Regions from separate parts of the Homo sapiens genome. Here all the other regions are linked to region 1. A link is a contact called in ENCODE Hi-C or POLR2A ChIA-PET data. All regions are on one chromosome and are shown on one strand. Each heading gives the region's core, a stretch centred on a gene start or an enhancer-like site at or near the end of the contact. The rest is flanking DNA. Distances are from core to core; before and after follow the strand shown. Region 1 holds the start of TKT (transketolase). Region 2 holds the start of CACNA1D (calcium voltage-gated channel subunit alpha1 D). Region 3 holds the start of SFMBT1 (Scm like with four mbt domains 1). Region 4 has its middle 27 kb from the start of SFMBT1.

The links. A loop is a pair of places that touch in the nucleus more often than their neighbours do. ChIA-PET counts read pairs that join two places held with the same protein, here RNA polymerase II (POLR2A). Pooled maps may share reads with other maps.
Region 2: a loop to region 1 is called in a map of dorsolateral prefrontal cortex, with 2.9 times the contacts of the local background. The contact joins the promoter of CACNA1D here to the promoter of TKT in region 1. A Hi-C loop is called at or near these places in 1 of 168 maps with a recorded cell type or tissue (dorsolateral prefrontal cortex). POLR2A ChIA-PET finds 5 or more read pairs at or near these places in 1 of 52 experiments (WTC11).
Region 3: a loop to region 1 is called in a pooled map, with 12 times the contacts of the local background. The contact joins the promoter of SFMBT1 here to the promoter of TKT in region 1. A Hi-C loop is called at or near these places in 1 of 37 single-sample maps with no recorded cell type and 9 of 50 pooled maps. POLR2A ChIA-PET finds 5 or more read pairs at or near these places in 2 of 52 experiments (H1 and activated T-cell).
Region 4: a loop to region 1 is called in a map of B cell, with 13 times the contacts of the local background. The contact joins the enhancer-like site here to the promoter of TKT in region 1. A Hi-C loop is called at or near these places in 1 of 168 maps with a recorded cell type or tissue (B cell) and 5 of 50 pooled maps. POLR2A ChIA-PET finds 5 or more read pairs at or near these places in 1 of 52 experiments (Caco-2).

What each region holds. Positions count from the first base shown.
Region 1 is chr3:53,253,231-53,259,654 of GRCh38, reverse strand. TKT (transketolase) reads left to right here and starts at 3,633. Exons shown (of 14, transcript NM_001064.4): 1 at 3,633-3,819. The coding sequence starts at 3,713. RefSeq lists silencers at 788-1,082, 3,347-4,036 and an enhancer at 788-1,082.
Region 2 is chr3:53,490,510-53,496,933 of GRCh38, reverse strand. It overlaps CACNA1D (calcium voltage-gated channel subunit alpha1 D), which reads right to left and starts at 2,323. Exons shown (of 48, transcript NM_001128840.3): 1 at 1,701-2,323. The coding sequence starts at 1,767. RefSeq lists enhancers at 474-1,258, 1,259-2,044, 2,375-2,874.
Region 3 is chr3:53,042,927-53,049,350 of GRCh38, reverse strand. SFMBT1 (Scm like with four mbt domains 1) reads left to right here and starts at 3,278. Exons shown (of 21, transcript NM_016329.4): 1 at 3,278-3,535. RefSeq lists enhancers at 1,961-2,460, 2,461-2,962 and silencers at 2,950-3,059, 3,110-3,429, 3,530-3,589, 3,950-4,239.
Region 4 is chr3:53,070,228-53,076,651 of GRCh38, reverse strand. It overlaps a transcript of RFT1 not described here. Among named protein-coding and RNA genes, the nearest start is that of SFMBT1, 27 kb to the right of the region's middle. RefSeq lists enhancers at 3,490-3,609, 3,102-3,719, 3,960-4,009. Within about 2 kb of position 3,376, at least 31 of the 41 ENCODE cell types and tissues checked have a DNase peak (open chromatin) inside an H3K27ac peak, as active enhancers do; they include B cell, where a contact is called at or near this core.

The sequences.
Region 1 (6,424 bases), core at 2,384-4,883:
GTGGCTGAGATGGGTAGGGCTGGGGGACCTGAATTATATCCAAAGGGTGGAGGAAGAACAACATGGGAGTTAAGCTGGGGAGGAACACTTCTCTGGCAGCCATGGGGAGGGTGAACAGGAGGCTGAGAGAGGATGGGGTGTGAGGGCAGCAGGGAGCCAGATGTTAGCTGGAAGCCAGACAGGATCCCAGGGCTTTCTTCCAAGTGCCATGTGACTTCTGAGGCGTGAGGGTTCGAATAAAGACCCTGGGACCTGGGGACAAGGGAACCACCCTGGACAAACTGGGTGCTAGCAACACCTCCAGCTAGCCTAGGATTCTGGTTCTGAAGCTGACCTTCAGGAAGACCAAGAGCTCTTGAAATAAGGCTGAACCCTTGGGCCCTGTGAAAGGGAAAACACTCAAACTCTGTTTTTCCTCTGTTCTCACACCACAACAATTAACACAAAAGACTCCTGTGATCAAATGTGTGGGGGTTTCTCCCCATGCACCAAGCAAGCAACCAATTCTGCAGCAACACCAGCTGGGTGTCCTCCAACTCTATTCCATTCTGATGCTAATTACCTGGAGATAGCCTCAGAAACCACAGGTTAAGGATTCAGTCCCCCAAGAGCACCTCCTCCTTCCCATGAGTCGCAAGATTGGGACTGACCAGCTTCAAGTTGGGGTTCCCACCACTCCCTCTTTGGGTTCAATTAATTTGCTAGCGCAGCTCTCAAAACTCAGGAAAGCACATTTATCGGTTAGTTACAAAGGATATTTTAAAGGAGACAAAGAAACAGTTAGGCAAAGAGATACATAGGCGGAGGCCTGGAAAGGTCCCTAGTGAAGGAGCCATTGTCTCCATGGAGCTGGAATGTTCCACCCTCCCAGCACGTGGATGAGTTCTTGTTCACCTTCCTGTGAGCCTCCACGTGTTCCGCTGTCCAGAAGCTCCTGAACCCTGTCCTCTTGAGCCTTTCATGGACATTTCATTGGACAGACATGATTGACAACCTTGTGGAAATGTGATTAGACCAAAAGTATATGATCTAATACTAACTGACTGAGTGGGGAAACCCCGCAAGACCTGTGTGTCCTGACTCTTCTTGACCTCTCTGTGAAGCTCACTGTCTGGTAAAAGGGCAGACTCTTGAAACCTTTTGAAAACTCTGTGCCATCCAACTCTGTGGCCCTTAGGACAGTGGCTCCCTAAGGGAGTGGCCTCAATTTCCCCATCTGCCTAACGGGACTCATCCTTATCACTCTGCACCCACTCTGGTCTTCCCTCCTCATGGGTATGGGACAGAACCCCTTCTCATGGGGGTCTAATGACCTACAATTACACGAGGTAGGTGAGAGAACTTACTTATGGCCAGCTCCAAGACAGACCGGCAGGAGAAGATCCTGCCATGGGGAGAGAAAGGAGCAGGTGAAAGGAAGGTAGGAGAAGGCCTGAGAGACTCTGTTTCTGGGGTCTGCTCCTGAGGTCTAAAGCACCCCAGTGGTATAACAAGGGTTGGGGGCAGTTCTAAGCCAGGGGCCTGTATATGCATATCATAGTATCACAGGCCCCATTCATGTGGAACACCAGGAGGAGAGAGAGCCTCCCTGAGGTCCCTGGAGCTCCAGGTGGTGGGGAGGGGACAATTTTCTTTCCATTACTCCTAGGTCCCCAGAGCCATGGTGAGTTCTGTGCCATTGTCAGAGACCAGAGTGATAAGGATGAGTCCCATTAGGCAGATGGGGAAATGGAGTCCACTCCCTTAGGGAGCCACTGCTCTAAGGGCCACAGAGTTGGAAGGCACAGAGCTTTCAAAGGGTTTCAAGGGTTTGCCCTTTTTCCAGACAGTGAGCAGCTTGAGGGCAGAGGTGGCACCTGCCAGGCATCTGAGGGTGGCACACTGTGGGGCCCCCCTCCAATCCTAGCCCATAGCCCTCACCAGCCAGACACCATAGGGCCAGCCTCTGCGGGCTGGGCCAGCAGGAGCCAGGTGCTATGGGATGCCATACTTAGGGTCTGATTGGGCATCTGGGGGTCAGGCCAGCAGAGGAGCACCTGGAGGCGAGCTGGGGGACTCACTCAAATTCAGTCAATCGCCTCATGAGCCAGAGCTCTCTGAGTATGGGCAATGCAGGGAGGACACAGAGGACACAGGGCGGCCACTGGTGCCTCTTGGATCTCTCAGGGTTTTAGCTCCCTGCCCAGCCATCCGTTTGAGGGTCTTGCCTTTATCTTTCCTCTGTCAAATGGAGCTTCTTCCTCTGTAAAATAGGCATTGTAGGCAGTATGTACCTCACTGGCCAAGTGTGGTGGGCAGATTGAATGAAACAGTGTCTGTGATGAAAGTCCCCTCCCTAATCCCACTCTGGGGAGCTTCATACCTCTGGGAACCATGGGGTCTGATAACAGTAGTGGTGGGTGCCCCTGTCCCTACAGACCTGGAAGCAAACCCAATAATCTCCCTAAAAGTCAGTAGTGTTTCTAGGCCCTAATAATTTGTAAAGGATCTTCCCCTAGTAATTTCTCAGTTATCATCACCTGGCATTGTCATGGCTACCACTATCCTATTCTCATTTTCAATAATCCCCATCCCCTGTGCAGGGCTCTAAAGCCCTGAGTGGCTGGGCATGGTGGCTCATACCTATAATCCGGCACTTTGGGAGGCAGAGGAGGGCAGATGGCTTGAGCCTAGGAGTTCAAGACCTGCCTGGGTAAAGTGGCAAAACCCCATCTCTACAAAACATACAAAAATTAGCCGGGCGTGGTAGTGTGTACCTATGGTCCCAGCTACTTTTGAGGCTGAGGCAGAAGGATCACTTGAGCCCAGGAGGCTGAGGCTTCAGGCAGCTGTAATCACTCCACTGCATTCCAGCCTGGGTGACCATGGGTGACCCCGTCTCAAAGAAAAAACAAGTTTTTTAATTATTAGAAAAAAGAAATAGGGCCTGGTGCGGTGGCTCACCCCTGTAACCCCAGCACTTTGGGAGGCCGAGGCGGATCACCTGAGGTCGGGAGTTCAAGATCAGCCTGACCAACATGGAGAAACCCCGTCTCTACTAAAAATACAAAATTAGCTAGGTGTGGTGGCGCATGCTTGTAATCCCAGCTACTAGGGAGGCTGAGGCAGGAGAATTGCTTGAACTCAGGAGGCGGAGGTTGTGGTGAGCCAAGATCATGCCATTGCACTCCAGCCTGGGCAACAACAGCGAAACTCAGTCTCAAAATTAAGTCCTGCAGTCTCTTGGGCCTGGGGTTGGTCGGCTGGGGCCAAGCCTGGCACCCACCAGCCTTGTGACCTTGATTGCCCTTGCCAAGCCTCAGTTTGTCCATCTCTAAAATGGGATTCGCCGTGACAAGTCCACGGAGGACTGTGTGGAGGAGGGAGACTGAGAGGCTTTCGAGTCAGGAGCCCAGACTCGAATCCTGAGTTGTTCGTTATGTTATTATTATTGGTGTGTGTGGTTAACTGCTAACCTCGCAGTCCGCAGCGGCCCAGCGCCTAGGGGAGGGGAGCGGGCAGGAGGCGGCCCCAGGCGGGGCGGGGCTGAAGGCCTGGGGTGATCCGAGCCCCGCCTCCTCCCCCTGCCCCGCCTCTCCCATCCCCGCCCCGCCCCGCCCGGCGACTTAACGCGCCCCCGCCCCGCGCCCGGCCTCGGCAGCCGCCTGTCGCCGCGGGAGCAGCCGCTATCTCTGTGTGTCCGCGTGTGCGCCCGGTCCCCGCCTGCCGCACCATGGAGAGCTACCACAAGCCTGACCAGCAGAAGCTGCAGGCCTTGAAGGACACGGCCAACCGCCTACGTATCAGCTCCATCCAGGCCACCACTGCGGCGGGCTCTGGGTGAGTGCGCGGCGCCGGCCGGGGACGCGGCTCGGGCGGGGCGGGGGGCGTCTGCGGCGGCCAGAGTCGCCGCGGGCTCTGGGTCGCGCTGCGAGATGCCTAGACGAGGAAGGTGGCCCGGGCGCCGTCGGAGGGCGGAGACGCGCGCCTCGCAGGGCCCCGGGCTGCAGGCGGCTTCCGCTGCGCCGCACACTCGCCCTACGCCCGGGCTCGGCCGCGTGGGCCTCTGGTCCTCCGTGCGCCTCAGGCCGGCTCTTCCCCACGCGGATCGCCGGCCGCGCAGCTGCATGGTGGCGCGGGGGATGGGCTCGCGACTCGCCAAGTACCCTCTAGGGTGATGCCGGGAAGGCCACCATTACTGCTGTTCTACAGAACGCGGCCCTCTTAACCCTCTCCACCACCTGGCTGTGTGGGCGCCGCCGGGAGTGTTCCCCCTTCCAGATGGGGAAACGGAGGCTCCGAGTTAGTCAGCTACCCAAAGTTACACACAGGGAGATCTGATTTGAGCCCCAGCAGTCCGACTCTAGAGACCCTGTTTTTAATTCCTCTTGCAGGAGACTCGGGGGCCCGGCCTTCTCCCCACCTCAGACTACGCTCCCCTACCCCTGTCTCCTGCCACCCCTGGGTTGGGTCCGAGTTTGGAGCAGGGGGCTGCTGAGACGCCAGGCAGCGGCGGGGCTGATTGGGGGAAGAGGGGAGGAGGGCGGTGGCACGTGGGTGCAGAACCCTGGGATCCATTGTGAAAAGGAGGTCTAAGATTTGACCTGGGGCGGGAGGAGGCGGAGGGCAAGGAGACTGAGAAGGCTGAGCGCCGGAAGGACGGAGTTCCAGGGCCCTAGCGCCGGGAGTGACGTCCTGGGGCAGGGCCAGCCACCAGGTGCTGTATCTCCCAGGCAGGAGCTGGCGTGCCTAGGCCCCAAGATCCTTCCCTGGCCAGCCCTTTTGGCCCAGAAGGTGGACACCCAAGGAGCCTCCTCTGTAGCGGAGACAGGGATAATTAATGAGGGCCACCGTGCATGCAGCTGGAGGTGTCCAGTGGGGTGGGTGAGGGGGTCAGTCAGTGAATTACTTCAGAGCCTGCTTCCCGCTCTGTAAAGCGGGGACAGTAATGGCACTTAACCACGCTGGGTGGTTTCAAGGACTCCAGTGCTCTACTTGGAGGCTGCTTTGAGGCCACAGTGCCAGCAGTGCTCCGGGCTCATGACAGGGTTGTGAGGGCTGCGTGATGGATGATTTCTCGGGACCTTCCCAAACAAGCTCTGTTTCAGACAGACAAGATTCTGGCTTCTGGCCAATTTCATTCAGGATATATTATTAAGAAGTAAATCTGTTCACCTTTCTGGGTGGATACGCATTCACCCTTTGTGCCTCTAAGACACCCTGTTCTCAGAAGGGATTAGATGTCTTTCAAAGCCCTTCCCCCACCCACTGCCTTGCACACTTTGGACCTGTTAGCTCTCCTGGGTTTGTGTCAGTCTTACCACTTATGTGGGGTATCCCCTGCCTGGGCAGGGACCTGGCTTACTCTCAGCTCCCCTTTCACCAGCCTGGCACACGGTAGCTCTGCAGGCCTTGTATTGCTTATTTGGTACTGTTGGACCTGCTACCTTTGGCCGTTTCAGGGGGTCTGAGGTCTAGCTGGAGAGAGGCAGCAATTACCCAACTAAGTAGTATTGCACATCTGAGCATCTTTCAGGGCTAGATAAAACATGCAGATGTTTACAGGGTTCCTGAGCTGCCAAGTAGGTATCTGGTATGACACAGCATCATCGTTTGTTGCATCCTGAGAATAACCCTGTGAGATAGATTGTGTTGTATTCACATTTTATAGACGGGAACACTGAGGCTAGTGTGTTAAGTTACTTGCCCAGGCTGGGAATTGGTGGCCATTCCGTACTGTCTGGTTGGGGCTCATGCTGTCAGGAATGCTTCTTGGCAGGGCATGGTGGTTCATGCCTGTAATCACAGCACTTTGGGAGGCCAAGGTGGGAGGATTGCTTGAGCCCAGGAGTTCCAGACCAACCTGGGCAACACAGTGAGACCCCATAGCTTAAAAAAAAAATTTTTTTTTTGAGATGGAGTCTTGCTCTATCGCCCAGGCTAGAGTGCAGCAGCACAATCTTGGCTCACTGCAACCTCTGCCTCCCAGGTTCAACTGATTCTCCTGCCCTAGCCTCCTGAGTAGCTGGGACTACAGGCATCCGCCACCGCACCGGCTAATTTTTGTATTTTTAGTAGAGATGGGGTTTCACCATCTTGGCCAGGCTGGTCTCTTGACCTCAGGTGATCCACCCACCTCGGCCTCCCGAAGTGCTGGGATTACGAGTGTGAACCACTGCCCCCGGCCAAACATTTTTTTTAATTGGCTAGGTGTGGTGATGTGTACCTGTAGTCCCAGCTACATGGGAGGCTGAGGCAGAGGATCACTTGAGCCCAGGAAGTTGAGGCTGTAGTGAGCCTTGAACATGCCACACACTGCAGCATGGGTGACAGAGTGAGACTGTGTCTCAAAAGAAAGAAAGAGAGAGAGAGAGAAAGAAAGAAAGGCCAAGAAAAGAAAAATAGTTGGGCATGGTGTTACATGTATGCCAGCACTTTGGGAGGC
Region 2 (6,424 bases), core at 1,074-3,573, 240 kb before region 1:
ATCACCGCTGCATCACACCCAGTGGGGTTAGTACTCCTTCACATCATGTCTTCACAAAGGGTCTTTTAGTGCATTTCTTCTGACAAAACTGAGGTCATTCCCACATTTACTCCGCATCTCTGATTTGTAAAACCCATCTATCTCTAATGAGTAACAGATACATACAACAGCTTTTCTCTAACATAACTACCACCATCACCAAGGGGAAAAAAAAAGGCAGTACCAATAATTCAATAGTCTTAATCATTTTCAGAGTGTTACTCCAACATCTTTCCACAGCCACAAATGCATTTTTTTCAGTACCGAAAAAAAATCTTCCATAGGCACCCAGGCAATACCAAAAACCCCATAACAAATATCTAGATTATGCACTGACACTTCCTGCAAATGAAAATTCATGATGCTTGGGACTCATTTCCTCCACAGGCTTCCGAAAACAGAAAACATCTTTAGGGCTTTTTTGCATTTTAAATTGCAGCAGCATCAGCCAAGCCAGCATCCAGAGAGACAGACAAGGCAGTCAGCCTGCACCCCTACACCTAGGATAGACTGACTGGATTATGCCAGGGGCCTCCAGGCCTAAGAGGGAATTATCTCCGTGTAGGTTGGTATCCAGGTGCACACAAGGCAGAAACTCAAGGAGGCTCCCTATGCGAAGCCCCCGCCAGCTTTGGGTCAGGCCATCTCCCAGGCAGATCTCCCAGGCACCTGCCGCCTTCCGCCACAGTCTCCTCACTGAAGCAGAAGTGAGAGAGGTGACAGCAAGGTAGAGAGATGGGCGTTTGCAAAGCCAATTATTGCTAAGTAAAGAGTCAAAGCAAGCACGGGTCTGAAAGCCTGAGAAGAGGGCAAAGCGGGCGAGCGGCGGGCAATCGGAGCGGGGACGAGTCGAGTCATGTCAAGCTTCTCCCTAGGGGAGCGCTCACCCGGAAAGGCTTCCAGCCGACAGGGGTTGGGGGGCACTGGCGGTCTCCAAAGGGGAGGGCTGGCCAGGAGCTGCTCCATCCTCCCTCGACCCAGCCCCGGCCGGCGTGGAAGCTGCACGTGGTGCCCGGGCCAGAGCTGGGGAGGGGAGCCCCACAGCGGCAGCGGCTCCCCGGGCATTGCTAGGTTACCGACGTGTGCACAGCCGGCGACGGGAGCGGGAACGCACGCTCCACCCGAACCCCTTTCCCCGATACCGAGGCCGGGCCTCCCCCGCGAGGGGATGGGTGTGCTTCACCCACCGGCGCGGAGGGCGAAACCGGGCAATCCTAGAATTTTCCGGATGCCACCAGGGACCTTCTTCCTAGTCAACGAGGGGGCGGGGGAGGAGTGGAAGGCGAGAAGAGGCTGGCAAGGGGGCTCCGGCTGAAGACTTGCGGCCCTCCTGCCATCGCTCGGGGGCGTTGAAGGAAAGTTGAGCCCGAGGACACTGAACCCGAATCACCCCGACTCGCCGCCCCTCCGGCTGCACCGCGCTCCACACACTCCACGGCCGCCCCCACCCCACAAATGCAGAATTAACTCTGACATTCAGGGCCTGGAGGGGAGCGCGGAGTGGCTGTCACGCATGTCCCCTCTCTGTGTAGACGACACCGAGCTGGCAGCACCCTCTCCAACCCCCTCAACCCATCCAGCGCCGCGGGGAAGGGGGAGGGGGCTGGAGGACCATGACAGGATCGGATTTGGCAGCGGGTGCCCGGGCTCTGGCTGCTCACCGTTCGCGTGGTCCGCTTGCTGCTGCCGTTGATGCTGCATTTTTTTCATCATCATCATCATCATCATCCACGAACATTTATTGAGCGACTACTGTGTGCAGGGCACTGTGCTGGGCGTTGAGGCGGGGGCGGAATGGGGAAGGGGATCACCAAGAGGTAGGAGCCGCGGTCCCTGCCCTTATTCTCGCTTCAGCAGGGGGGTGGGGAGGGACGGGGACAAATAACAGAAAATAAGGATAATTGATTTAAAAAAAAAACCGCTCGCCACCCAAGCTCTCTCTTTTTCAAAAATGGAGCAAAATAAACTTTTTAAAAAAATAAAATCCAATGTATATATTATCTTAATAATATATACATGTAATTTTTTGCTGCAAAGGAGAACTGGCTTGTCCCCTCCTCTAGCGGAGAGACGCCGCGGTGATGCCGGCCCGGCCGCCGGGGCCGCTCGGCGCTCCCCCCATGCCCGCCCGTCTGCCCGCCCGCCGCGGTGCCCGGTGCCCGCCGCCGCCGCCCGCGCCGCCGCTGGCTCGGGACCGCGGGCAGCCGGAGCTCACATCCGGGGACGGAGGCGCTCGCCCGCCCGCTCGCTCCGCGCCCGCCGCGCCGCGCCGCACGCCGGCTTCGCCCTGGCGACGCTGCGCGCCCGCCGCCGTCCCCCGCCCTCCGCCCGCCCCGAGCCGCCCACGGCCCGCGCCGCGCCGCGCCCCGGCGGGTCTGCAGCCCGGCGCGCGGTTCTGCCCGGCACCACTTGCGCGCTCGGGGTGGCCGTCGCGTGGGACTCGGGGTGCCGCCACCCCAGCCTGGCCCGGCTGACCTGCGGGCTCCAAAGGGTTAAGCGCGCTCCAGCGGCGGGCTGCCCGGTTAACCCCCTCCGCGCCGCACGGTGCGCTCTCCCCCCGGGACCCGGAGGAGGCAGGCGGCGCCAGTGTCTCCCGCGGCGCTGGGGTGCGGATGAACCGCTCCTCCCCGCGCATTTCTGGGCTGGGGGACAGCTCGGGCTCCCGCGCCGGCCCCGACTCCGCGCCGGCCTCCTCTGCGCACACCTGGAGGAGGCCCCGCCCCCTGGGAGCTCAGGTGCTAGCGGGCGGTAGCTGCTGCGGTCTCCGAGCTCATCCTCGTCAAGGCTCGGCCGGGCTCCCTGGCTGCTCCGGAGCGGGGCAGGCGCCCCCTGCTTTTCTCCGGCCCTTTCTGGAATCGGGGGGGTTGGGGTAGCCCGGGTCTGTAGAGAGCACTCACTACCCCAGGTAACTGCCTGCAGCTGGAACCGCGAATCCAGGGCGCCCCCCATCTTCTCCCCTGCCCTGCGCCTGGCCTGGCGTCGCGGAAGGCAACGGGGATGGGGGGCAATATCTCCCCCCACCCCACCCCGCCCCCACGTGTGTTTGGAGGCAGGTACAGGGAAGTCAAAGCCAAGGTCTTTCAAACCGCTCGTGTTGTTCAAGGAAATAGACGGTGCTGCTGAAACTGTTGCCTCCAGTCTGGGAGCTGAAGGGAGTAGTTTATTTTTTGATACCTTCGCTGGCTTGGATTTAGGGTGGGGGAGATTTGCAAACGGCAGCTCCTGTCTAAAGGGGAAAATACTTTATCTAGTGGATGACTGATATTTTTCATTTAGCTTTGTGCTGCCTGTTAGGAGAAGGGCGTCTGCTTTGTTACTTCACAGGATTCGATTTATTTGCTTTTGTTCCTATCTGCATGTTCCTACGGCGTTTTAGAACGTTTCAGAACAGTGACTTTAAAGCGAAAATAAAGTAAAAGCTCAGCGTGAATTAAGAAAAATAAGTGTTTATGGGAAGGTGCTCCTTACCCAAAGAGAACACACTAGTCATCCTCAATTGTTGGGGGGCACCTGGGCAGAGAGACTGGGGACCAGACAGAAGACTCTCCAGAGGCCTTCCTGAGGGGGTGTCTGGTCCGTGAGGATGAAAACAACCAGGCTCTTGTCCTTTTTTGTGCTTTGTTTTTGGAGACTGGAGAGGCGAGAAATCGCCCTACGGTCTAGTAACAATATAAAGCTGGCCTGGGCCACCTCTCCTATGGCTGCTTCTGATCCAAAATCTGAAGGGAATAGAAGACGGTTCCCTCCAAAGAAACTAGCCCATCCAAGGAGCATGTATGAAATTCACAAGTACACATGTCACTTTCAGAACTCCTGGTCTAAAGCCTTGCCTCTTGAGGCCTTTTCTACAAAATTCCCTGAGCAAGTTTGTTTTATGATACCTTTGCTGGCTCAGATTTGGAATGGGGGAGATTTGCAAACAGCAGCTCCTGTCTAGAGGGAAAAATACTGTATCTAGTGGATGACTGAGCCGAACCATATTTGCTCATTGTTCAGTTCAGTGCAGCCAGCATTCATAAGGCACCGGTTAAGAATAAGGGTCTGGTCTAGATGTCAGGACAAATCTATGGCACAGTTCCTTCCTCAAGGACAACCTAATGACAGAAGAAAAGTTTGTATACTTTTTTTTTTTTTGAGACGGAGTCTTGCTCACTCTGTTGTCCAGGCTGGAATGCAGTGATGCAGTTTCAGCTCACTGTAACCTCTGCCTGTTGAGTTCAAGAGAGATTCTCCTGCCTCAGCCTCCTGAATAGGTGGGACTACAGGCGCGCGCCACCACCCTCAGGTAATTTTTGTATTTTTAGTAGAGACGGGGTTTCACCGTGTTGGCCAGGCTGGTCTCAAACTCCTGACCTCAGGTGATACACCTGCCTCGGCCTCCCAAAGTGCTGGGATTACAGCCGTGAGCCACCGCGCGCCCGGCCGTGTATACTTCTTTCATACCATGCAAACATAGCAGCTATAACAAGTATGAAAAAGCGCTATACAAGCATCAGACAGATTAATTGTAACTGAGGGAACTGAGATGTTTTCACAGAAGAGAGGGCATTTGAACTGATTCTTAAAAACTGACCGGGAGAAAGAGGGATGAATAGGTGGCATACAGGGAATTCTAGGGCAGTGAAGCTATTCTTTATGATACTGCCATGATGGACGTAGGACATTATGCGTTTGTCAAAAACCCGTTGGACTGTACACCACAAAGCATAAACCCTAATGCAAACTATAGACTTTTGTTAATAGTAGTACCACAATATTGGTTCATCAATTATAACACTGGGGTGTACCAGTGTTATAACTGTGTATATAGTGTAGCTCACTAATGCAAGATGTTAATAGGAGAAACTGTTGGGGGAGAGAATATATGGGAATTCTGTCCTTGCTGCAAAATTTTTCTGTAAACCTAAAACTGCTCTTAAAAAAAATAAAGTCTATTAAAAACAGGTGACTACTTTTACAGGGCATAAATGATGTATGAGGAATGAGCTTTGGGGGTAAGAGCAAAGGCACAGGGGAGACTGAAGTGCAAGGTGGGTGTGTTTAAAAATGAGCAGGAGCACAGTGTGGCTGAGGCAAAGACCCCCTGGGCTAGAGGAGGAGGAGGCTGGAAAGGCCAACCCAAATCTGTGGAGGAAGGCTGGCTGGCTAAGAAGACCAGATTCAATTTCTTGGCAGTGAGAGCCAGTGAAGTTGTTTTAGCTCAAAAGTGACATGATTAAATTGTGGTTTCGGTCTCCAGGTTTTGTGCGTTAGATCTTAACAAGTTTATGGTATTGCAGGAGGGTTTGGGGTTTTTTTTTTAAATAATTATTTTTAGAAACAGGGTCTCACTATGTTGCCCAGATTGGAGTGCAGTGGTGTGATCATAGTTCACTGTAAGCTGCAAGCCCTGGCTTCAAGCAGTTCTGCCTCAGCCTCCCAGCGTGCTGGGATTACGGGCATGAGCCACTGCTCAGCCTTGAATTGGAGTTTTTGACATTCCATCCCAGTTTCTGAATGAGTCTCATCTTGGCGATGTCTCCAGCAAGCATTTTTTTTTTTTGAGGGCCTTGATTCAGCACAGCTCTAGATGCGTTGGCCCATTGGGTAATTTAAATATTTATATTCCCATGATAATGCAAACTACTGAATAAATAAATAATAAGATCTTTTAAAGGCTTCCTGTGTGCCAGGTTCTAGGGTAGGCACTTTATATGTACTAACTCATTTAATTCTCGTAACAAGCCTACGAGGTACTATAAAACCCTCATTTTGGCCAGGCTCAGTGGCTCATGCCTATAATCCCAGCACTTTGGAAGGCCAAGGCGGGCTTGAGTCCATGAATTTGAGACCAGCCTGGCCAACATGGTGAAACCCCATCTCTACTAAAATTACAAAAATTAGCTGGGGATGGTGGCGTGCGCCTTAAGTCCCAGCTACGTGGGTGGCTGAGGCAGAAGAATCACTTCAACCTGGGAGGTGGAGGTTGCAGTGAGCAGAGATTGTGCCACTGCACTCCAGCTTGGGCAACGGAGCAAAACTCTAAAAAAAAAAAAAAACAAAACTCATTTTACAGACAACAAAACCAAGACACTGAGGAGTTAAGTAGCTCGCCCAAAACCACACACAATTACTTAGTAGCTGAGCCAACAAGACATGAGGAAAGGCTAAAACAAAAGATTTCAGCTCTAAATCAGCTACATGTGCTACAACCCAATTATGTTGCTAACACACTATTGTGGGGTCTTAATCTCCATGACCTTATTTATAAAGCACTCCCACTTGAACGCACTGAGCTGGCATGCCAGACATGATTACCTGCGTGCACTGCATTTCAAAAAACCTTGCTGATGGCCCAGTCCAGAACCTCACCATCTCACACCCCAGGTCATGCACAAGATGCCCA
Region 3 (6,424 bases), core at 2,029-4,528, 210 kb after region 1:
TTGTGAGGCAGCTGTTAATCTTTTTTTTTTTTTTTTTTTTGAGTTGGAGTCTTGCTGTCACCCAGGCTGGAGTGCAGTGGCACGATCTTGGCTCACTGCAAGCTCCGTCTCCCGGGTTCACGCCATTCTCCTGCCTCAGCCTCCCGAGTAGCTGGGACTACAAGCGCCCACCACTACACCTGGCTAATTTTTTTGTATTTTTAGTAGAGACAGAGTTTCACCATGTTAGCCAGGATGGGCTCGATCTCCTGACCTCGTAATCTGCCCACCTCGGCCTCCCAAAGTGCTGGGATTACAGGCGTGAGCCACTGCGCCAGGCCAGAGGCAGCTGTTACTCTTATCCTAATTTTACAGACCAAGACCTGAAGGCCCAGAGGGGATAGATAAGTTGCCAAGGTCACAGGGCTGGTTGTTGAACCTGGATGGTCCGTCCTCAAAGCCAGTCCTCTTAACCCTTATATGATTATCCTAGGATGTGTAGAGACACATAAACCAGTGTGGATATCAACTGATAATCTGAAAAAAGAAGACCTCATAAGGGCATGAGAGGGAATCAAGCCTTTTCATATGTTAGAACCTATTCCAAAGAACCAATATTTAGATTCATATGGTATTTGCTCAAACTGAGGTCTAAGGAAGGAAATGGAGAATTCAGAAATATATTAATCAAAATAGAAAGTCTAGCGTAAAAGTAGATTTTACTAAACAAAGGAATTTTTTTTTTTTTTGAGTTGGAGTCTCGCTTTGTCGCCCAGGCTGGAGTGCAGTGGCGCGATCTCAGCTCACTGCAAGCTCGGCCTCCCAGATTCACGCCATTCTCCTGCCTCAGCCTCCGGAGTAGCTGGGACTACAGGCGCCCGCCACCATGCCTGGCTAATTTTTTTGTATTTTTAGTAGAGACGGGGTTTCACTGTGTTAGCCAGGATGGTCTCAATCTCCTGACCTCGTGATCTACCCGTCTCGGCCTCCCAAAGTGCTGGGATTATAGGCGTGAGCCATGGCGCCCGGCCTTTTTTTTTTTTTTTGAGATGGAGTCTTGCTCTGTCACCCAGGTGGAGTGCACTGGCACAATCACGGCTCACTGCAGCCTAAAACTCCTGGCCTGAAGTGATCCTCCTGCCTCAACCTCCCAAAATGCTAGGACTACAGGTGTAAGTCACCACGTCTGGTCAATAATTATTTAATAAATGGTAACTGCAGAATTAATAACAACCGATGACAGTGGTAGTGAGTTATGTCCATATTTTACTCCAAATAAATAAGCCAAAATAAAATCGGGATAGTCATCAGAGAATGAAATATGAAATGAAATTGTACAAAACTAGCAGAAAAAAGACTATCAGATGGGCAGCAGAAAGCTCACTTTGTCAGCACTGAAGCAATTAAAACATTAGAATGACACACTGAACATTAGAATAAAACAAGAAAGAACAACAGGCTAGAAAATATTTGCATCAATGACGACAAAGAAGTAATATCTGTAACATAAAAAAATGCTTGTTCAAAGTTAGAAGAGGTTCAAGTCCCCAGAAGATGGATATGAATAGATTATTCACAGGAGAGGGAATGCATATAGTAAATGCATGGAAAAACATTCATTTTTGAATGTTGTGTCACCTAAGAAATGCTAAGTAACCTTGAACTAGCAATAGACTATTAAAGTAGGGGGGAAATGGCACTCAATGTTTATAAGTGTGTTAAACTCCTTACACTTGTTCCTTGGAGGCGGTAGAATAATTGGGGCAGCTCTTGGGAAAAATATGACGCTGTAAGCCAAGACCACTTGGCCATTCATAGCCTTCTACCTGGGAGCCTTTCCACTCCCAGGTATTTGTCCCAAGTGCAGAATTCAAGGATACGTTAGCAAACAACCGTAAAGAACCAAAAACATTAGGGGGCTGAGTGAATAGTTAAGGACACCTGCACACCTTAAAAATGAATCGTGAACAAATAAAAATGGTAGTGAAAGTAGTAACAAAAAAAGTGTGGTTGCAACTATACACAGTATATATATGTTTCATGTCGTGAAAAGTTGCATTTCTTTGTAACAATATGGATTACTGTATTCTTTTTAGATTTTTCTTTCTCCGGTTGTCATATTGTTTTTTCAGTGGTGCTAAAAAAAATCTGGATTCAAATCCAGCCAGCAGCGTGACTTTGAGCAAGTTTGTGAAGTGGGATATTTCTCAGAGCGGTTGAGGGAGGTGGCTTGAGCTCGCACCTGGCACACGGTGAGAACCCCAGACTTTCTTCTTGCTGTGGGGGCGCCTCTGGGCCCTGTCCGATAACGCCTTTCACGGCCTGGGAGTCTGATCGGGAGCTCCCGGGTCTCGGTGGCGCGGGAACTCCCTTCTGGAGGGAACTTTCCGGAGCAGGTGGGCGGGTGTATGTCCCACGGGCACCTGCGCTCAGGAGGAGGGGGCGAGCTCGGGCAACGTAACCGCCCACGGTCACCTCGGGCTGCGGGGCCGACTTGAAGCCGCCTTCGAGGTTCTGATCCTTCCCGGGGCTCTGGGCTCGTTCGTCCCAATTCGCAGCTGTCCTGTGCCCCCTCGCTGCAGGAAGACTCAAGATTTACAGGGCGCCTCCTGCGGAAGCCTAGAGACATCGGGGGCGCCGAAGGGCCCGCGCCGGACTTCGCAGACAGGGGGCACTTGGGTGCCCTTTCAGGTCTCAGAGGGAGCGCCCGATCCCCGACGAGGGGCAGGCAAACGGGCGCAGTGCCCGCGGCGGCGGCACGCGCGCATCTGGGATCCGGCCGCTTCTCCGCTCATGCCATCTTGTCCGAGCCAGTCACGTGCGGGCGACAGCGGCGCGCTTCGCCGGGCCGGTACTCCAGGTCCGACCCGCGAACCCCTCTGGGATCCCCGCCGCTCTGTCTACAACCCGAGGTGAGGCGCAGGCTGGATCGGGGCTGGGCCAGGGCGGGCACTGGGTTCCCGGGGACGCGTCTCCTCTTCCGGGCCGTTCCGCTCGGGGCCACAGCGCCGTCGGGGGCCCGAGGCGCCGCCGCGTGTCCTGCGCCACGGCCTCGGGGCCGTCCGCGCCGAGTTGCTGGCTGGGGGCGTGGGTGGCCCGCGGCGCCGGACCCCCGGCACACCAGCCCGCGGAGTCCTTGCCTCCCGCGCGGCCCCAGCCAGGAGGGATGGCGCTGGGGCGGGAGCGGGGCAGCCGGGCCCGGGAGCTCCACGGGCGCGGCGCGAGGGGCGCAGGCTGCCTGGAGGACCGCGGAGCTGGGGGTGGGGGGGCGCGGGCGCATGCGCCCTGCGTCCGTGCCATATTGGAATGAGTCGGAGCGCGGAGCGCCGCCGCCGCCTCCGCCGGAGCGCGGGTGGAGGGGGGCGGGGAGAGCTGCCGGCCGCCCCGCTCCGCCGAACCCAGCAGGAAGGAGGGCGCGAGCGGGCGAGCGCGGGCAGCACGGGAGGAAAAAGCTTCCGCGCGGGGGAGCGAAAAGACGGAAAGAAAGAAAGAAAACGAGCGCGAGAGGGGGAAAAGCGAGCGATCGAGCGAGCGCGCGCGCGAAAACTCCGGGCAGGTAAAAAAGCGGGGCCACCGGCTGGGCCTTCCCGCGCGGCGGCCTGGAGGGGCGGCGGCGGCGCCGGGGCGGGGGACCGTACGGCGTCCCCTTCGAAGCGGCCGCGCAACTTTGCCAACGGGAAACCGCCGGGCGCCGGCGGGCGCGCGGGCTGAGGCGCCAACGGGCGGCGGCGGCGGCACGTTGGGGGCGGGGGCGGGGCGGGGGGAGCGCGGCGCCCGCGCGCGGCCCCGCGGTCCCGCGCGCCGGCCGGCCGGCTGCAGGGGCGCGCCTGGGCGCCTCGCCGCGGCGGAGAGCGGCGGCGGCCGTCAGCCCCTGGCAGGCAGCGCGGCGCGCGTCAGCCCGCGGGAGGCGTGAAAGGAAAGTGGCCGGGCGGCGGCAGTGGCGGGCGCCCAAGTTCCCCGGCGCGCCGGGCCCGCCGCGCGCCCCTCCCCGCGCGCGCCCCGCGCTCCGCCCGCCGAGCCCCCGCGGACCCGCCCCCCGGGCTCGCTCCGGGCGGGGCGCGAACCCGCAGCTGGGGCCGGGCGCGCGGCCGGTCGGAACTTCGGAGGGCCCGGGCGGTCGCTGCGCGGTGGCGGAGCGTCTAGTGGCCGCCGCAACCGGTGGCTCCGGGCCGCCGTTGTGAAGTGAGCGGGCCTCTCCCGCGCCGCGGCCCGCCGGGCACCGCCGCTGGACCCCGCGCCGACCCGGCAGCGCCCCGACCTGCCGCTCGGGAGGTCCGCGACCGTTTCGATTTCTGTTCCTAAAGTCCGATTTTGGACGCTGAAAAGGAGGCTGTGGAGGGGCGAGCGGCGTCCTGGGAAGCAAGGCCTGCTCTGTGCGGAGCAGAAACGCCTTGTGCGAACAGAAATAAATTCCCGCGGAAAGGATGTACGTTATGCTAAGTTTTTCACAAGATGTCAGCTGTTCCCGTAGGGTCTAAAACTAAGCCGGCAGGCACAGGTCACCCCCAGAGCTTGTGCTCAAGGAGTGGTGGACGCTTGGGTCAGGTGGGGGTGTTCCCAGCGGGTCGCCCGAAGCAGCACTGGTTGATGGTCCCAAGTGGTGTTTTTGAGTCCTGTTAGCAGTGATCTGTGTTTGAGAACCAAGTAACCATCAAAGAGATTCGAAAGGAAGTAAGATGGATTTTGTCAATCCCTGCGTATGTCTTCTCTTGAACCACATTTTCTAAGATGTCATTCTTAATTTTATTGCATCTGGGTAAAATGCCTGAACGTGTAATCATTAATTTGTCAACTGGCGAGAGGATGAAGGAAGATGTGTCTTCATGTGTACACTTTGAGGCCTGTTGACTAGCGTTTTGAGGCATTTGTTGAATTAGGCCGTAGGTAGATTCGGAGTTAAGATTTGTTTGCGATGTCAGAAAAGTTACGGCCTGGTAGAAACGGCCAGAGATCAGGAAACAGTTCTGTTATTACCGTTGTCATTGACTAACTGCCTTATCTTGGGCACATTTCTTACCCATTGTAGCTTTGATTTTCCTTATTTGCAACATTAAGATAAACAGATGATGTTTGGGGGTGCTTTCAGTTCGAAAATTCGGTGGCTTTCTTAACTGAAAGATTCTTAGAAATCACAGTGTATATTTTGAGAGGTACTACATAAAAGTGCTCGCAATGTGTGTCTTTATTAAAATTCATTTGGAAAAAACATCTTGGTAGCTAGATCCAGAATGGTTTTATATGATTATTTGAATAGATTTTTAACAATGTATTTTTATGGAGGTATGTATAACCTACCGAAAGATCTTAAGGGTACAATTCAATGACTTTTTATATATGTATATGCCCTGATAACCACACTCAGATCAAGATATGGAACATTTTCAGGCCTTGTATCCTTTCCATTCAGTAAACACATTCCCCCTCCCCAAGGCAACCACAATTCTGACTTCTGTCACCACAGATGAGTTTTGCCTCAAAACAGGACCCTTTTGAGGGTTAAAGGGGCAATACTAACAAACTGAGGATAGCTTGTATGTAAACTTGGAGTTATGGCCGTGTTGGCCATGACCCTTTGCTTTTATAATGATTCTTAGGGTTTTTGTAATCCAGAATAACTTAAAATTCTGTCCTGAGGAACTTCTTAGAAGGTCACTTTTCAGTGGGGGCAATACTTTGCAGGTTACGATTGGTAGTTCTTGGGAGTCCTTATGTTCACAGACAATGGTATTAATCTATGACTTCCCATTTTTAGAATATAGGTACTATATATTTGTAGACAACAGATTTGAAGAATGAATCATGAATTTTCCTAACAAGTTAGAGTTTAAGGTGTCAGTAGATGAATCAGTTTCTTAATGCCTAGAATTTGCTGAGAAAATTGAATGAAAATTGGTTTCTTAAAGTTAAGTGAATTAAGAATGTGTGCGTAAAGCTTTAACAACCTTTTCAATGACAGCAGTTGACTTATATATACAGGATAGTCAGCTGGTTTATCAAATCATTTAAAGTGCAACAATGAAAGCAAAAACAAAAGGTTAACTAAAAATTATGTCAGGTGTGATTAAAAAAATCAGCATGACTAAGATACCTTTTTTTTTTTATTAACCCTCTTTCTAGGAAGGTGGACTTTTAAATATTCTCCACTGAAGCAAATGCTGCAACAATTTGCATTTCCTTCACCAATGTCGTCTTGTGCCTTTTCTTGTTCCTACTGTAAAGGAGATGGGTTAGATGTTGTAAGTGAATTCTTATTTTGTTAGTTCCTAACAAAGGCTTGTGTTTTTTACTGCAAAGATATCTGTGTGATAAAAGTTGGGAATGTTCTAAGGCCTGTGGTGTAGGGATCCATGGGGAATAGTCCACAAAGTTAAAAGGTTTTCTTTTGTGAAATGATTTCGCTGAATAATTCTGTCTTTCCCGTGTTAAGCTAGCCAGCCAACTGACT
Region 4 (6,424 bases), core at 2,127-4,626, 180 kb after region 1:
GATTTCCTACTATGGAAAATGAGCTGATAGCCACCTCTCCATACATTTCCTCCCCATCCTTCAAATGCTATGATTTGGCGTAAGTTGATATTCAGTGTTTACATGTTTAACGCTACGCAAACATTGTTTTCTGCTAAACCAAGTAGTATTCTATTTCCTTTCTGCTATGATTCTTTGTTTTTCCTCAAGCTATAATTATCTGTCTTTTTTATTTGCTTTTTTATATTTGTACTTTATATTCTTCCCTACAAAATCATACAAATCTGACCAAATACACCCAGCAGGTGTGCTTTCCCTGGAGACATTGCTCCAGGAACCCCTCACTACTTATTCCACTCTTACCAACCTATCCGTTTGCCCCTGCCTCCCTTCCCCAGAGGGAAGACATTGAGGCTCAGAGAGGTAGTAAGATCCGGGTGGAAATGCAGGCCTAGATAAGGAGGTACAGTTATGCTCAAGGGCCAACCGCCTGCCCAGGATGCTGCAGCCCAGTGGGGCGGCAGCCACACAAATGGGACCACTTTGTGGGTTTAACATCTGCAGTGTGGGGCAGGGGCCTCAGGCCCTGAGTGTAGAGGACAGAGGCAGGTCTCCCTGTCCATCCTGGGTGACCATTCCTGGTAAGATGCCCCATGCTGATTTCCATCCCCCACCCAGGCAGATCGGAGAAAGAGCCAGCCCCACTTTTCTCTGATCACCCCATGTTAACTTCCCCTTAAACTTGCTAAACCAGCCCTACCCAACTGCCAAGCTGAGGTTGCCTCCCAGGGCCACCAGCACCCTGCTCATCACAGATGGGGCCACTTTTACTACTTCCCTGTGTCTCGTCTCCCCCATCTCGGGGCTGAGCTCTGAGCCTGCTCCCAGCCAGCTTTGTGCTGCAGGTGACTCTTCATTGCTGGTCAGAGGAGGCTAAGGTCAGCCCTAGGGAATGCATGAAGGTTAAGATGATGCTGGGGGCCCCTGGCCAGCAACTCCCAGTCTTGGTGGCCCAAGTCCTTAAGGGCAGCACACATTCCTGAAGGGGACAGAGAGAGCCTCCTGAGTCAAGAGCTCTTACCCAGACACCACATGCCTCACGATGGAGAGGACTATGCATTGTCGGAGGCTCCTGGTGACTGCCATCCAGCTCACAGGGCCCACTCACCACAGAGGCTGCCCATGAGAATGTCATCCATGTGTTCCTGCATGCCAGAGGCTGTACCTCAAGGAGGCTGTGCCATTGGGCCAGGACTACCCCAGGCATAGGGAGAGGGTACAGGCCGCATATCCTCTCCCTCAGCCATCAAGAGACAAGGGATGGGTGTCAGAGGTGTCTGGGAGATGAAAGATGCATGGAGCACTCCAAATGGCCGCATGCTTTCTAAACACACAACTCACCAGGATTTCATCTGCAACTCAGATTCAATCGGCTAAGTGGGGAAGAAGAAAGTATGTGGTTGTCATGGCAACACCAAATTGCCCAGGACCAGGTTGGTCTCTAAGCAGGGGAAGGGAAGGGAGTGGAGCTGAGCCTCTGTCTCTGTGGTGGGGATGTTCTGGAGAACGGGGCCCAAGGGTCAGGCCCGACATACACCTGTGGGGCAAGGGGCCTTGTTCTCACTACCCCTGCTCAGGGCTGAGGGCCTGAGCCATGCAGTATTATATAAAGGGTTGACTCGGGGCCCTCACTCTGGGGCTGGGGCCCAGACTACTCCAGCATGCAAGTTCCAGAGCCAGCCTCTTGCTAAGGGCCAGTCCCTGCTTCTCCCCACGGGCTAGACCCACCCCAGAGCAGCTCAGATTTGGTGCCTGCTTCTCTTCTTGCCCCCTAGTCCTAGCTGTTCCTGGCAGAGCTTCTGTCTTGAGCTTGGCCATGGATGTGGACACAGCCTGGCACATACCCTGAGTGCGGTCTAAAGGATCAAGGGACACAAAGCCTCACCCAGAGAGTGCCAAGCAAAGCTGATACTTCTATTCATACGCATGCAGTGCTCAGCCTGGCCTCCTTCTTCCCACCAAGAATGAAGTGGAGCCAGCAGAGGGGTTGCCCTGCAATGTGGTCTCTGCCAACCTGGGCCCAGGCCTAGCTGGATAGGTGGTAGGAGAGAGGGCTGCTCAAGTAGGAAGGAGGTGAGCATCAGGACCCTCCCCTCCCCTGGACCTGCCTTAGCCCTGTTTTGATTCTGACCATCCAGTGCTCTGGGGACCCTGGAAAAGGTCCTGGCTCCAAGGTCCACCTGACCAGCCAAGCCTGGCACATCCATCTCTGTGGTCCCAGGATCTGGCCACAGGAGGGCTCCTGGACACGTAATACATGAATAGATGGAGTGACATAAAGAATTAATCAGTGGGTGACTTAGGCAGTGAGAACTAGGAGCAGAAGAAATGAAAGAGACCAGGTTGGGAGGGGGGATGCTGGTAGGGCCAGGTTTAGGGGAGCCTTAAATGCCAGGCTGAGAGGGGGTGTTTGTCAGGCTCCCCCACACCCAGCTTCTGCCCTGGCCCTGGGACAATTTCCGTCTTCCAGAGGGGCCAGTAGGGATCCTGGCAGATGTGGCCCTGATCACCTGATCCCCTCTCAGAGAGACAGAGACCCCAGGGCCCATCCCCCAGAGCCTGGCTCACCTGGGCCCTCGCAGGGCCTGCCTCACCGGGGCCCCGCAGACCTAACTGCTTCTGCTTCATGGTCTGTGGGTTTTCCCAGTCGTCCAATTAGTGCTAATTGGAAGCAGGAAGTGTGTGCATGTGTGGGGTGGGCCTGGAACTCCGATGTCCTTGTCAGAACTTCGAAGCCCTGTGCTTCCTGGGACAGGCTCTTCCCTAGAGCTTTGTGGTCTCCCGCAGGGCTGGGTAGGGTTGTTGGGAGCTCCCCGAGCATTGGGTATACTGGCTCTGTGCACAACGGGGCCTCTGCTCTCCAGAGGGCTCAGGCTCTCACCGGCCACCTCTTACCCCAGGTGCCAGTTGCCCCCAGGGCAAGGCAAGCTCATCCTTTTCACTGCCAAATCCTCTTCGCCCGGCACAGAGCTGCGGCTCTTCACAGTTTCACTCTAACAACGAAGGGAATGATGGGCTCAGGGCCTGGAAGAGAGGCGCAGAGGGGGCCTCCTGAACCCCTCACTGACCCTTGGTCCAGCCTCAGCCCGTGGCTCCATAAAGGCAAGGAAAGGCCTGCTTTATCTGACTGGCCACACACTTGTGCTTCCCTTGGGGGACAAAGGGTGCAGAGGCGCTTCCACAGAGGCGGGACTTCCGCTTACTTTCCCTCCTCCCCGTTTCCCCGCCCCCTCCACTTGCGGCACAGGTGGGGGTGTCCAGAGGCAAAGCCCCTTTTGTGTCAAGCCCCAGCCCAGGTTCTCTCCTCACCCACAGATGCTGGTGCGCAGTCTGACGGCAGAGGCTGTAACGGGGGAAGCATGGGATGTGGGCACATGGGGGAAGGCCCCGGAACCCAGCCTGGGCAGAGGCCGGTGCCCCACCAGGCTCTCTCTCTGCAGTGTTATGTCAATCATTGCCCACAGGTGCCCTCGACCTGGACACCGTCAGGCCTCCTTCGCGGTGGGCTGAAACCCTGTGGCACAGCCCAGGACCACCCAGCCCCACGGGCTGGGGGCTCACATCTGGAAGCAGGGCCCCCCAGGACTCAAAGGTGCTCGGAGATGAAGATTGCTGGGTGTCAGCTCATGGGGCCAGCCTCGGCTTCACCCCCAGGAAATGCCTGCTTGTTGCTGTGCGGCAGGCACTAGAGCAGGCAGAGAGGGCGGTGGGCTCCTCTGAGGTCGCGGGCGGAGCCCTGTGAGGAGAGACCTGGCCGCCGGCAGCCACTAGAGGGCAGGACCCTCCTGTGTGTTTCCTCCAAAGGGTTGTTGAGCAGATGAGCGGGACTGACAGGAAACAATGGAGCAGCCGCCCCAGGGTGCAGTCACCACAAGCCTGCTAGAAGGGCTCAGCGGAGGCTGCGATGCGTCCGAAAGTCCACTGGACCCTAGACCTTAAATGGCCTCCCTGAGCCTTTAGGCTTTTACTTCCTGGGAGCCCAGCCCTGAGCCAACAGAGACAGTGCCTGGCTCCTACATTGGCAGAGAGTGACAAGTCAGTGTCCCCTTCTTACAACATCAGTGGTAGAGGAGCAATTAGGAGAGCAGGTCCTCCAGCTTCTTCCAGGTGCAGTGTGGAAACAGAGGCAGAGAAGAACTCACCTGACCGCACCTACGAGGTGGGTAGGGACAGATACTTCTGAGAGTGAACCATCAGCCAAGCACGCCCAGCAGCCCTGGGGGGTCAGTGCATGTTGTCGGGTGCTACTTTTGCAGTTGGGGAAACTGAGGGTCAAGAGAGGCTGTCATTTGACTGAAGTCCTACAGCAAGGGTGGACCAGGGTTCCCGCCCGGGCAGGATGATGCTGAGCCTGCATGCAGGCTCCCACGCAGCCTTATCACAGCCTCATGTAGAGACGACCTCCTGTGACCTCGCTGACATGAGTGTGAGTGTGTGGGGACCCTGGCTGCCGCAGCAGGAATGAGGCAGCCTCTCTGCATCCTGACACTCCCAGGCAGAGGCCTGTCCTTCATCTGGACCTACCAACAGTGACGCCAGGAGCAGCTGCCTCTAGGACACGTGTTCCCCTGGGCCAGAGGAACTATGTGAGGAACCCATGGTGCATGCCATGACAACCCTCCTTTAGGGCCTCTTGAGGCCACAGTGGTGCTAAACCCAGGAAGTGGGTGCCAATTCAGGGGACCATTGGCAGCCCTGCTGCCCCTCACTGGGCTGTGCCTGCAGTCACGGGAGGCAAGGACCTGCTTTTGAGTCTTTGGCTTCACCTTGTTCTTACAGCCAGACTTGGGGCTCTCTACCTGGGGCTGGGGATAGGTAGTTCTCAGCCTGGGCAGCCCCAGGAGCTGCTAAGTGTCATATCCCTGGGGAAGGCCTGAGCAGTTTGAGGCTGATTTTGGTTGTCCCAATACTGCTGGGAACCACTGGGGAATGAGAGTGTCTTGGGGACCTATTCCTGGAGCCTGAGTCTAAGCTGAGCTGTGGCTCATAAGACTAAATTGCATGGAGACCCAACATGGCTGCTGGGCCCGTCAAGGGCTGGTGTCTGCTCTGGGAGGTAGCCCCATGGCTGGATCTTTCTCTATGTCCCAGGTCGGCCCCTGTGACCTGGGGCCAGTGTGCTGAAACCTGTGAGGATCAGGCATAGCGAGGAGGGTGGCCCCATAGGTAGGCCCATACAAGGGACTTGGGCAGAGTCCTGTCCTCCAGCTAAGTATCTGGGGCACCAACCTCACAGACTGCAGAGTTCACTCTCATTAGCGCAGGGGTCCTCTCAACAGCTTCAGTGACCATAGGGATCGGTGTACCCATTTCACAGATGGGGACACGCCGGCTCAGGTCTTACCACCCTTTGCCAACAGCTTCTTCACTGGTCTCCTTAGCTTCCGTTTTCCCTTTTCCTTCCTTGTTTTAAGCTTTCAAAAAAAATTTTTAGGCTGGGTGTAGTGTCTCCTGCCTGTAATCCCAGCACTTTGGGTGGATTGCTTGAGCCTAGGGGTTTGAGACCAGCCTGGGCAACTTAGTGAGACCCCACCTCTACAAAAAATTCCAGAATTTTCTTTCTTTACTAATTTAAACATTTTGGCTGGGCTTGGTGGCTCATGCCTGTAATCCCAGCACTTTGGGAGGCCAAAGTGGGCGGATCATCTGAATCAGGAGTTCTAGACCAGCCTGGCCAACATGGTGAAACCCTGTCTCTACTAAAAATACAAATTAGCCAGGCGTGGTGGCATGTGCCTGTAATCCCAGCTCCTTGGAAGGCTGAGCCGGGCTGGTCTTGAATTCCTAACCTCAGGTGATCTGCCCACCTCAGCCTCCCAAAGTGCTGGGATTACAGGTGTGAGCCACCGCACCTGGCCAAAAAAAAACTTTTAAAATTATTTAGTGGCTTATTATATAAGAAATACATGAATGCATTTTTACTTTAAAAACATAATACACCCAGCAGTTTGGGAGGCTGAGGCAGGTGGATCACCTGAGGTCAGGAGTTCGAGACCAGCCTGGCCAACATGGTGGAACCTTGTCTCTAACTAAAAATACAAAAATTAGCTGGGTGTGGTGGCGGATGCCTGTAATCCCAGCTACTCGGGAAGCTGAGGCAGGAGAATTGCTTGAACTCGGGAGGCGGAGGTTGCGATAAGCTGAGATCGTGCCACTGCACTTCAGCCTGGGCGACAGAGTGAGACTCCGTCTCAAAAAAAAAAAAAAAAAAAAAAAAAACCATAATACAGGGCTGGTCATGGTGGCTCACACTTGTAATCCCAGCATACTTCTGGGCTCAGGCAATCCTCCCACCTTGACCTCCCAAAGTGCTGGGATTACAGGCGTCAGCCACCGCACCCAGCCTGTTTTGATTTTTTTCAAGAGACGAGGTCTCACTATGTTG